2 separate regions of the Homo sapiens genome follow, and region 1 is linked to region 2. The links are chromatin contacts, found by Hi-C or POLR2A ChIA-PET in ENCODE. All regions are on one chromosome and are shown on one strand. The core of a region is the stretch at or near the end of the contact, and the rest is flanking DNA. Distances in the headings are between cores, read along the strand shown.

Region 1 (5,754 bases), core at 293-2,792, 93 kb after region 2:
ACACCATCTGCCCCAGTGCCGAGCCTGGAGCCCCCAGCCCACCCAGAAAAGGAGGCACCAGTCGCCTGCTCTTCCATCCTTGGAGGCCCTGCCCTAAAGGGGGAGCAGAGAAAGTGGACTGGGGGCTTCGTGGAAATAAGGCAGCCGCTGGTGATTGATACCTCCTGGGTTATCTGGAGTGGTTACTCTTAACTCACTGGTTGTTCTTGTATTCTCAGGATGTAATTACATTGTGACTTCCTGGGATAGGAGCCCTGATCGCACCCCTACAAGGTTTCTATAGTCTGGGCTTGGTCTTCAGCCAGCCCCTGCCACTGATTTCTTGGGACCTCTGTTGGGCCTTCCAGAGTTTGAGGCTGAGCACAGAAATAACTGTTTCAGTCTGAGCCATGCCCTTGTGAGCAGGAGTAGCAGTGAAGTGGGTGGGAGCATGGTTTAGGTGGCTAGGAAAGACCCAGGGCTCAGGCACCAAGCAGAATTAGGACTGGGGCAGGGATTTTTAACCTGGGAATACGTGCATGGCTAGCCCCTTCCCCACTGCCAGACCTTATTCTCCCTGCTCTGTGTGATGTGTGTGTGAGTTTGCTTGGGCACACACGCAAGAATGAAATGACACTGGTCATCTTCCCCTCCCCTTGCCTCTCTTCTCCTGTCATCTCCTTCTCCACTCCTGTCCTCTTAGCTCTCTCCTTCTCTCTCTCCCTTCCTTCTCTTCCTTCCTCTCTCTCTCGGATACCTCGGACTGGGTGGTGATATATCTCAATTGCCTATGCCATGCCTATGAATAAGGGGCTAGAAACTGCCGTGCTCGGTTCCCAAGCTTGAGGGAAGGTTGTTTCTTCTCCCTCTCTTCCGAGTCCTCAGCATAGCTGAGTGTGGTGGTACACGGGTCTTGTGGGAGGAGGGGATGTGTCATTGGCCAAGAGTGGGGATTGGAGAACAACTCTGAACTTGGTTTTCATGCTGTTCCTCCAACAGGAACCCTCTTTAGATGTGACTTAGTGTGACCAAAGCCATTCTGCTACCCACCCAACAGGATCCCATTCCTGAGCCATGTAAGCCAGGGCCTTGCCACAGGGTTGCTCAGAGGTAGAACGGGGTGGAGGGAAGTGGCTGAGACCTGACCCATGCTAAGACCTTGTGCCTGGCCCCTTCAGCTGACCCTTCCTGAGATTCCTTGTGTTTGAGTGTGTACACACTTGCATGTTTTCCTGTCTGCACACGAGTCAGCCTGCATGGGCAATTGTGTGTATGTATATACATCCATGCACATGAGTCAGTATAGGGAAAATGTGCTGTGCATACACATACGCACTGTACATGTATGCACGTGAGTCAGTGTGGGGATTACGTGCTTGCGTATGTGGGCTCACAAATGGAAGGCTTGGCTGGGAAACCCAAGTCTCCCTGTCCCAGGCCTCAACCCTTGCTCCCTGGGGCCCTGATGGAGGAGAACAGAGAGTCCCCAACTCTCGCTATCTGGGACAGCGGCTTCTGTTGGATTCCCCCCCACCCCTTTCTTTCTTGACACAAATAGCCTGTGGAACAAAGGGAACTGGGGATTTGGATTATTTACACAGTCAACATTAAGCAAGTTGTGGTCTATTTAAATTCTTCTTTATTAGGCTGGGAAATTCCATGGCAAACACTCAGACAGTAAGGAAACCTCCAACGCAGCAGCTCCCAGCTCCTGCCATTGCTGTGGTTCCCCATCTCCTCTCCCCTGCTCCCACCTCTCTGACCCCTGCTTCCTCCATTCAAGCTCCCTGATATCATGCCAACCCCCTCCACCTGACACAAGCCCTCCAGATTCCCCCTCCATGCCTCCCATCCATTGGCCCAAATTTCCTTTCTTCCATCTCCCTTCCCTCTGCCTCCATTTCTCAAACCTCCACCCCTGCCTCCCACCTTGCTTCTTCTTCCTAGACTTGGGAGGGACAGCTGGAAGCCCAGCCCCACACCCAGCATCCAGTCTACAGGCACAGTGTGCAGAGAGAGGGAAAAAAAGCAAGGCCCGTGAAAGCATGGGAGGAGGCAGGTGGTGGCCATCCCAGTGCAATTCATCAATGTGCCTGGGAGGCTGAGCCTCTCTGCAGCTGACTCTGTGAGACAGTTTGAGTGGGGAAAGAAAGGGTCCTATCTACAGGTAGAGCCACAGGGGTGCTCCATGTCTCCGGTAAATTCAACATAGTGACAGAGTGAGACAAGTTGAGGGATCTGATGCTTATGCTAAAGACAGGGGCCTCTGCTGTCACCCAGGCTGACACTCAGGAGCTCTGTGATCTGGGGCTACAGCAGATGATTTGTCTGGGCCAGAGTGAAGGAGACGCCAAGCATTAGGTTTCAGGGCAGTGAGAAGTCCTGGGTGGAGGTGAGGGGGAAGTTGGGCAGAAGAATGGGAGGCCCCTGAGGCTGCAGGGCCAGAGTGGGGAGGGGCAAGCCACTTGGGAAGGGGTCTGCTGGGTAACCTGGTCCTGAGGTAGCTGCAGCCATGTTAGCTGTGTTCTTCAAGACTTTTTCTATGAGGCCTTAGAACCCAGGCCTGGGACTCGAGTCTGGAGGATTCAAGGAGGCTGATGCTCCCCCGTATAGGGCAGGGAATCACTTCTGCTCCTTCAAAGCTGTCAAAAAGTGGCTTCTGGATGTCTCCAGAGGCAGAGGTTTGCACCACTGAAATGCCCCAGCAGAAGCTGGGCCTTCCCAGAGGGGCTCCTGGTGCGGGTGCAAGGGGCCCTTCAGATCCCTCCCCATGGAGCCAGGCAGGCCTGGGGCAGAGGAGGCGCTGAGCATGGGGAAGCTCAGAGGACTGCGAACTTCCTTCAGAGGGGACCCCCTCCGGACCAAGGGTCTACAGGGTTGGTCTCTTCTCCCTTGGGAAGGGCTCTCCATCATGTCCCTGGGGATGGGCCATACCCTTTCTTTAGCCCTGAGGGCTTTTCCAGAGGAAGACATCATCAGGGGCAGAAGGGAAGCTTGAAAAAAGATGAGAGAAGGGGGTGCTGGGAAGGTGGGGGGTGGGAGAGTATGGATTGAGAACCAACAGAGAGCATCCAGTGGACAGCCCAGCCTCCCATTCTTGAGCAGGGGCCCCTCTGCAAGCCCTCAGCTCCAGAGTGCTCTCCTGTCACTGTACTCACCTCTTTTGAAATAGCTCTTTTCTTGTTTTTCTCTGCAACTAGACTGTGAGCCTCCTGAGAGTAGAGAATACAAAGAATTTGCTTTGTAACCCAGTGCCCGGAGTGTGGGTAACAGCAGGAGCTTGTTCAGTGCTAAATGAGCTCAACAGAACTGCATTTTCAGGGGTGCTGGCTGAGCCCAACCCTCACCTTTCTCCCGTAAGCTCAGCTGTTACTTGCATGCCAGGCACTAGTCTTGGTTTTTCTGAAGCCACAGTTTGCATGACAGGGTGGACAGACCCTGGAAAGCCAGAAAGTGATGCTCTCTGCTTTGGGAGTCTGTCCTGAGCCCTTCCCTGGTCTCGGCCTGCTCTGCCCTTGTCTGGTGACCAGTGGCACATGTGCCAAGGTCTGGGCCTCTATCACCCACTCTGAAGGGGACACATTTGAGAAGCTGAACAGATTCTGCTTGGTGGGCAGTGACTAAGTCTTGAGCTGCCCCAGACAAGCTGGGGGACATCTGCCCCACCCCAGGAGAAAAACTCCTGAGGCTGTGCCCTCCAGGAGGAACCCCCTGGGTGTAAGGGTATTTGTGGCAGCCCAGGGGACTGGGGTGAGAAGCAGGTGGCAAGGCCAGGCAGCTGGTTCACACCTGTGGCAGGAAGTCACTGCCACACACCTTTCTCAGAGGGAGAGCCTGTGCCCATGTGCTGAAACCTTTAGGAGAGGGAGCCCACTGAGGGCTGGGAGGCTCATCTCAGAAATCTCCTGCTGGCAGGCTGTGCTGGGGGAAGGGAGACAGGCCCCAAGGGTTTTGGAAGCACAGTTACCTGAGAAGGGGACTCCACAGGTAAAGGTCACTACACCCTGTAGTCCCTTGCTTTAGCTATTGTTTAAACTGATGTTAGCATTATTGACGAACAGCGCACAAATCCCCCTCCAGGCAGGCAGGGCTCAGGAGAGAAACTGCCCTTCCAGATTGCAATGTGACAACCTCCTTCTCCAAACAGCAGCACAGCCTGCAGCGGAGAGGGCCTGAGAGCTGGCTGCCCATTATCACCTCGGTGCCGGCCCTGCCCTCTGGGCCTGTCCCTGCTGCCACCTCTGGGCCTGTGTTTCTGATTAGCGGCCCCAGCTGCGCAGCATTAGTTGCATTTTTCCAGGATGAATCTTGGTTGTGACTTCCTGCCACAGGTCTGAACCAGCTGCCTGCCTTTGCCGCCTGCTTCTCACCCCAGTCCCCTGGACTACCCTAAACGCCCTTACTCCCAGGGGGCTCGTCCTCGAGGGCCAGCATCAGGAATTTGCCTCCTGGGATAGGGCAGAAATCCCCTAGCTTGCCTGGGGCAGCTCAGGGCTCAGCCACTGCTCACCAAGCAGAATCTGTTCAGCTTCTTGGATGAGTCCCCTTCAGAGTGAGTGATAGGGACCCAGACCTTGGCACACGTGCCACTGGGCAAGGGCAGAGCAGGCCAAGGCCATGGAGAGGCTGCAGGTAGGCTCCCAAAGCAGACAGCATCACCTTCTGGCTTTCCAGGGTCTGTCCACCCCGTCATGGTCTTGGTTAGCATGAAGTCATGGTCTCCAGCTAAGGCTGCACAAACCCCGTTCTTTTCCAGAGCTCTTCTGGAAAGCTAAGTGAAGCTATCAATAGAGTCAGCATTCACCTGAGAGGTAGTGAGCTCCCCGTCCTGCAGGTCTGTGAATAAAATCTTTCACATTCATAGTGGCCTTTAAATCTTTTGTGATCCTTACTATGTCCCTGTAAGTGGGTACGGCAGGGGTGAGCTTGACAATTTTTGGAGGAGAAAACTAAGGCTGGAGTGAATGTGTGCTGGAGTCTAGGCTAGAACCCAGATGTGAAGCCTACTTAGTCCACTGTGAGTTTGATTCAATATCCCTTCTCTCTGAACCCAAGCAGATTCCAAGAGACTAAGACCCCAGACCCCAACCTGGCAGCTGGTGCATGCTCTTTCCTCTTTCCCTGCCTACCAGCTCCCTGGCCAGCACCCCCGAACAATCTGACAGCCTATCCCAGGCCGGCTTGATTCTGACTGTTTGTCACTTTCCTGCCTCAACATCCTGCCCTGGGCCTCAGCCTTTGGTCTATGCTAGGGTCTGTGATCTGGGATGGGCCTCTGAAAATCAAAGCCCTAAGAGGACTCACAAGACTGTGAGCAACCTGAGTATGGGGCCCATAGAGGGTAGCTGGCTTCTGTGTCCCCAGTGCCCAGGGCAGGCCTGGCATAGAAGAGAACTCAGGCAAGAGAGTGGGACCAGCGGCTGGAAGAAATCAAGCAGGGAGTGCCATGGAGAAGCGGCTGCAGTTGGCTTTGGGGACTCCATGTGGTCAGGGAGGCTCGCTTGCTCTGGAAAGTAGGTGGAGGCTGGAGGCCAGTACTCCCTGGGGAGAGGGTGCCTGTGTAACAGGAGCATCTGGCCCTTGAAAATGCTGAGCAGAGAAATGCTAGCAGTAGCGCCAGGTGCCAGCACTCAGGGTGGGATAGAGTTCTATTGTGGCCATAGAGTCCTGCCATGGGTAGAGCTTGCTGAGGGGGGACCAGATGCTGTTGGGACCCTGGGGCTGCCATCGACTGCCTTTAGCCTGTGCTGCTGCAGGGATGCAGTGTTTCTACCC
Region 2 (5,588 bases), core at 1,524-4,023:
GGGGCTGTCTGGGTGTCACCAAGGGTGAAAAACCTCCTTTGCCTTCTTCATGAGGCTGCCTCTGATTTCTCCATCAGGGCGGGCTTGGAGCTCCTGCTTTCATGGTTGTATCTCCTCAGGGCCTTTACCCCCTGCTGCTTACATTAACAGGAATAATTCGGGCCAGCCTGCACTTGACTCCAGCTCTCTGGCTTCTCTCCCCGCCATCTGTGAGGCCTGGGGCATTTCTGTCCCTGCTCCCCCTAGTCAAACGCGGTCAGGTCATCAGAGCTCCTTCAGTTCCTATGAGGTTCAGATGCCAGGAATGTGGAATGTGGCACCTGGTAGATGCTCAGCTTTAAAATCTTCTTTTACATTTTCTTATCCCACCTTTGACTAAATATTTAAGGGGATGTAAAGCATCTTCATCTCTGTGCCTCCCCAGGGATTGTCTCTAAACCTCTCCCTGGGAGGTGGACAACACTTCACTGGGGTATGGGAAGAAAACATTCACAAATCCAATCTGTTACTCTTTCTTAATATATGATGTTTGGCTAGACCTTGGACGCCACTTATGCCATGTGACTTATGGTCATGTATTCTATGCTAAGTGCATAGGAGTCCTAAGGGAAGGCAGTGGTAGCGCCACCCTTGTTTTTCAGCTTTTGGTGTATGGCTTTTTGTGTCTTAGCTTTTGGTGTGAACCTGGTTAGTTAAGGGGATTTAGAGATTACACATTGTGGATTTAACTAAAGTAACCCTCACAGAAATGGACACACAGCTTAAAATAATTCCTGCCATGGAACTACTCTGATTGAAATTAAGCTAAGCGTACAAACAGGTGACAATGGTGGATGGGAGATAAGCTAACCATGTGAAGTAGAAACGAGGGCACAGCTAACCCATGCATCCACCGCATGCAGGAGCTCCCCAGAGAAGCTGCATTAGGCAGTAAAAAACATGCCAGGTGCGGTGGCTCATGCCTGTAATCCCAGCACTTTGGGAGGCCGAGGTGGGCGGATCACCTGAGGTCAGGAGTTCAAGACCAGCCTGGCCAATATGGTGAAACCCCATCTCTACTAAAAATACAAAAATTAGCCAGGTGTGGTGGTGGACGCCTGTAATCCCAGCTACTCAGGAGGCTGAGGCAAGAGAATCACTTGAACCCGGGAGGCAGAGGTTGCAGTGAGCTGAGATCGCACCATTGCACTCCAGCTTGAAAAACAACAAGGACATAATCAGATCTGCCAAGAAGTCAGTGACACTGCTGATGACCCAGAGGCCTTGCATGGGTCACCTGCAGCAGTGGCCCTCATCCTAGACCTAGAACCTGCCTTGAAGTCCTCATTGTTGTCCATGGATAGACCGTGTGGGGAGATAAATCAGCATCTAGGGGAGTGCATGCTCAGACTTTTCACCAGTGGAGGTTTGCTATCAGTGCGTTCGGAGGTCACCGCTTCACAGCCTCCAGCCCCAGGCTGGGCACACAGCGGGGCTCAGGAAGCTTGCACGGGCTGATGTATGTCTTTGTGTGAGTGTGCGTCTGTAAGAGATTTTTATGACTAGGCGTTCCTCTCACCTCCCTCATTCAAAGCCCTCACCCCTCCTTCTCCTCCATCCCCCCCATCAATTTTTCTCTCATTTATTCCCTCCTGCCAGTGGGTGCCCCTGCCTGACCCTCATTAACTCAAAGTGTAAAAACCATTTGTCTGCAGCCCCCTTTCCTCCCTCCTCCCCCAGCTGGGGCTGGGGCATGGCCCTTCTTTCCTCCCATAGAAGCTCAGACCTCTGTGGTTTATGAGCGAGACCCTAATCTGGGAGGCCCCATAGAACAGGCAGGACTCGTTAGGGGATGGCCTCAGGGCTGCTCAGAAGACCTATAAAAAGTGAGTGATGCCCCTGGGGAGCCCAGATCCTCTGTTATTCCTCAGAAGTTGGCAGAGCACCGCACACCTCTAAGGGCCCCGTCTTGAAGGACAATGATGTAGGTGTCACCCTCCCAACCCAGGGCTGTGTTGGACACGACTTCACAGCCATATGTGGATGGACGGTTCTTGGCTCTCCATCCCTGCCCGATCCTCCAGGGTAGCTCCTGCCCCAAGGATCTCTGACCCCAACCTTCTCATCTGGGGAGGGCAATTGTTCATTCCTCAGCCCCAAAGGAAGGGGACTTGGACAGGGAGGAAGGAGGGCAAATTGGACCTGAGAGTACACTAGCTAATACATGCTTAGAACTGGATAGGAGTGTTTGTAGTATGTCAAGGAGGCGATGGATCAGGATGGGTGGCTGAGGAGTGGGCCCAGAAGACTTGGGTGGCAACACTGGAGATTATGAGGACTGCAGACTGTCCTTAAACGCGGAGAGAGCTTCCCAGAGTGGGGATGCTAAACTGCCACTCAAAGGCAGGTGGCTTCTCCAACAGATCTCCAGGTTGGAGGTGAACCCCAGGGCAGGGGACCCAGGTCCTCCTCTGCTTCAGTCTTAGCTGGCTGCCAGAGGGGCTGGTTGTCTGCCCACCAGAGCAGAGAGAGGTGAGTGGGCTGGGGACATTCCTGCCCTCCCCAACCCGCCCCATGCTACTCCCTCTGGCAGCAGACCAGAGGAATCCAGGAGCCAGAGGTGGACCCGGGGCTTGTGGCTAGGATCCCTGCCTGGCCCTGTGCAAGAAGGCATTGAGTTTTCATTCCTCAGGGGAGCTACAAATTTCCTGACGAGCGTGGTTGGGTTTATGTAACGTAAACACCTCAGCACACAGTGTTCCACCTGCAGGGGGGACAGGTGGGGGCCTCAAGTGCTGGCTGCTGGAGGTAAGAACTGAGGAAAAGCTGGCCTCACCCGGGAGCCAGGTAGGAGCCACCTAACCGGTGTGCCAGCCAGGCTGGTGCAGAGTCTGAAAGTCACCCATCAGTGTTCATTCACTGGCTTCAGCAACGACCTCTCCCGGATAAGGGTCACTGAGCAGATCTCCCCACCTCAGGGCAGGCGAGATGAGACCCTGTACGCCTCCCTCTGCTTTCTCCATTCTCAGACTCTGATGGCCCAGGGCATCCCCAGGAACCCCGGGGGAGGCGGTGGGGGGAGGCGGGGGAGGGGGAGGTGGGGCTTGACCAGGAATGGCTGGGGAAGGGCTTCAGGAATCTCCACTTCTGTTCTGAGCTGACATTGTTCACAAGGCAGGGACAGAAGTGAGTGTCAGGGGCAGAGCCGGGGAGAAATGTGACGGCCCTGGTGGGGCCCCTTCCGGGGATGCTCTGACTCGCTCCTTGGTCTGAGGCCCGCCTGACCTGGTGCTGCATGGGGGCTGCCTGGGTGGCCCTCCGCTGGTCTGGGCTGTCCCTAGGCTGGGACTAGGCCCTGGGTGGCTGCACTGGGATTCACTCAAAGCCACCGCTGACCTGTCTCCCGGTCTGCCAGGGTAAAAATAGATGTTTCCACTGCGGCCACCTCCGCAGCATCAACTTTCTCCTACTTGAGCCCCTGCCAGTGCTCGGCTCAGGGACTGGAGCATGAATTACAGGGCTGAGCTTGGCGTCGGGGCCTGGCGTCAGGGCCCTGCTGTGGAGCCAGGCTGCTCATGAATGCCCTATTGTTTGGGGAAGTGACCCTGTGTGTCCCTCCTCGGGGCCTGGGGCCTGCCCTGCTCACCTCCAGGCCTCTTCCCATTCCCTTTGGCTTTGTGCCCGCCTGGCCTCTGAGTTCCTCACCTGCCGCCTCATCTTACAGGGGAGGCACAGTCCCTTCCATACAGGGCCAGCTCTACGGGCATGTGACTTATGCAGTCACACAGGGCTCCACGCTCAGAAGGGCCCCACGCTTGGCTTAATGCCCTACTATCACCACCTTGACTTTCCCAATAATTTTGGAAAAAGGCACATTTGTATTTTGTACTTGGCCCTATGAATTACGTAGGTGGGCCTGCTCTATTAGGAACCACTAGTCTGATGAGGGAGCCACGGCCTCTGCCTCTGCAGAGCCCCAGGTCTGATGTGAGAGCATCTGCTGTCCTTCGGGGAGCCCTTAGATTGGAGAAAAAGGCATGGCTGCCCTTAGAATGCACACTGATGGGGCACACATTGCCTTTGCCCCTTGTGAGCCCCCAGGCCTATGTAGGAGACCCCATCTGTGCTCTCAGAGAGCCTCAGGTCTGATGGGGAGATACAGCCCCTGCACTTGGAGAGCTCAGATGTTGGTAGGGAAAGCATGGCCATTGCCATTGGCAAACGTGTATTCTGATGGGGAAGACAGAGCCTTTACCGAGCCCACAGTCAAATGGTGGAGATACTGGCCCTGCCCTTGGGGGCCCTTAGGACCCATGGCAAAGACCAGATAGACACACATGCACATGTGTATAGCAGGGTTAGTCCCTGCTGAGACTCGAGGCCATTCAGGGTATGGGGGAGTTTGACCAAGGGCAGAGCATAGGGCCCTGGGTAGACACAGACCGCTATGAGTGAGCTGCCAAGGAGGAAGAGCTGGGGCCAGGCCCTGGCAGGAGAGGAAGGCCGGCATCTGGGTCCTGTGGGGGTGCACGCTGGCTTGTGATGGGGTCCTGGGAGGATCAGAAGGACTTTTCAGAGGACCCAGGGAGCATGGTAGAGCTTGGATGCTCCTGAAGGTGTCAGCCCCAGAATAGCAGAGGCTGGTGTTTTCCTGGCAGAGCAGCATGTGGGCTGGGGCCCTGCCTGCCCGGGGCTGGGGTGCAGCTTGCAGTGGAGGCTGGGAGCGCAGCAGGCCCAGAGGACTAGGACCCTTGCGTGAACTCCTATGACCCACTGAACTCCCTGGGAGTGGGTGGGTATGAGGGGGCCTCACTAGGGTCCTGTGAAGGGGAAAGTGATTGGTGACTGGATGCAGGGCCAGCTGCCTCCCCAGCCACAGGGGGAGCAAGTGGCATGGCAGCAGCTCCTCTGGAAGCCTTGAGGGCCAAGGGACCCTGGATCACAGGGGGCAGTTCCCCATGAAGGGAGGCTTCCTGGAGGAGGTGGCAGGAGGGTCGGGGCTCTGAGAATGTCTCTGTCTGTCCATCAGCCTGCCTATTCTTCGGGGTGCACATTGTCCTCTCAAGGCTGCTAGTATGAAAGGACTCCCAAGAGGTGCCCACATTAGAGATGGTGAGGAGCGGTCTCTCTGGTAGGTGACGGGCTCCCCTGCCCTGTGAGGAGCTACAGTGCAAAGGTGAGTGGCAGGCAAGGCGGAGCCCTGGAGCCAGCTCCCCCTGCATGAGTGTGAGGATTCTGCCGTGGGGCCGACTCTTCCTTCATCCAGAGCCCGGCTGTGGCCGCTGACTTGCCTCTTATACCTCTCTTTGGCCTGGCAAGGGGGGCCGGGAGTTGGAACCCCAGGTCAGAGCAGCCAAGGCTTGCAGAAGCATCTCAGGGTCTTTCCCATGTAGAATCCTGGGCGGCATCTTGAGAGACCCCTGTGTGGTCTGTGAGAAGCAAATTAAATCATAGTCAGGGGCCACGGCCACTGTGCTGCTCTGCCCCTGGAAAGGGCTGGGGGCCACAGCCTACCCTGAGCTGGCCTCAGCCAGTCCACCAAACACCCGATCCCCAGTGAAGGCTGGGAGAGAGATGCCTGGGGAAGTGGTTGGACCTCATGCTTGGTA

Evidence for each region. Hi-C counts contacts between places; a loop is a spot of excess contacts on that map. ChIA-PET counts read pairs that join two places held with the same protein, here RNA polymerase II (POLR2A). Pooled maps may share reads with other maps.
Region 1: a map of PC-9 shows a loop between it and region 2 (2.8-fold over the local background). The contact joins two enhancer-like sites. A Hi-C loop is called at or near these places in 14 of 168 maps with a recorded cell type or tissue (PC-9, Right ventricle myocardium inferior, Right ventricle myocardium superior and 7 more) and 13 of 50 pooled maps. POLR2A ChIA-PET finds 5 or more read pairs at or near these places in 2 of 52 experiments (PC-9 and WTC11).

The regions. Positions count from the first base shown.
Region 1 is chr2:71,792,054-71,797,807 of GRCh38, forward strand. No RefSeq gene overlaps it. Among named protein-coding and RNA genes, the nearest start is that of DYSF, 330 kb to the left of the region's middle. RefSeq lists enhancers at 1-281, 2,265-2,876. Within about 2 kb of position 1,543, at least 2 of the 41 ENCODE cell types and tissues checked have a DNase peak (open chromatin) inside an H3K27ac peak, as active enhancers do.
Region 2 is chr2:71,697,623-71,703,210 of GRCh38, forward strand. All of the region lies in intron 1 of LOC124907827 (a long non-coding RNA gene), which reads left to right. Among named protein-coding and RNA genes, the nearest start is that of DYSF, 230 kb to the left of the region's middle. Within about 2 kb of position 2,774, at least 13 of the 41 ENCODE cell types and tissues checked have a DNase peak (open chromatin) inside an H3K27ac peak, as active enhancers do.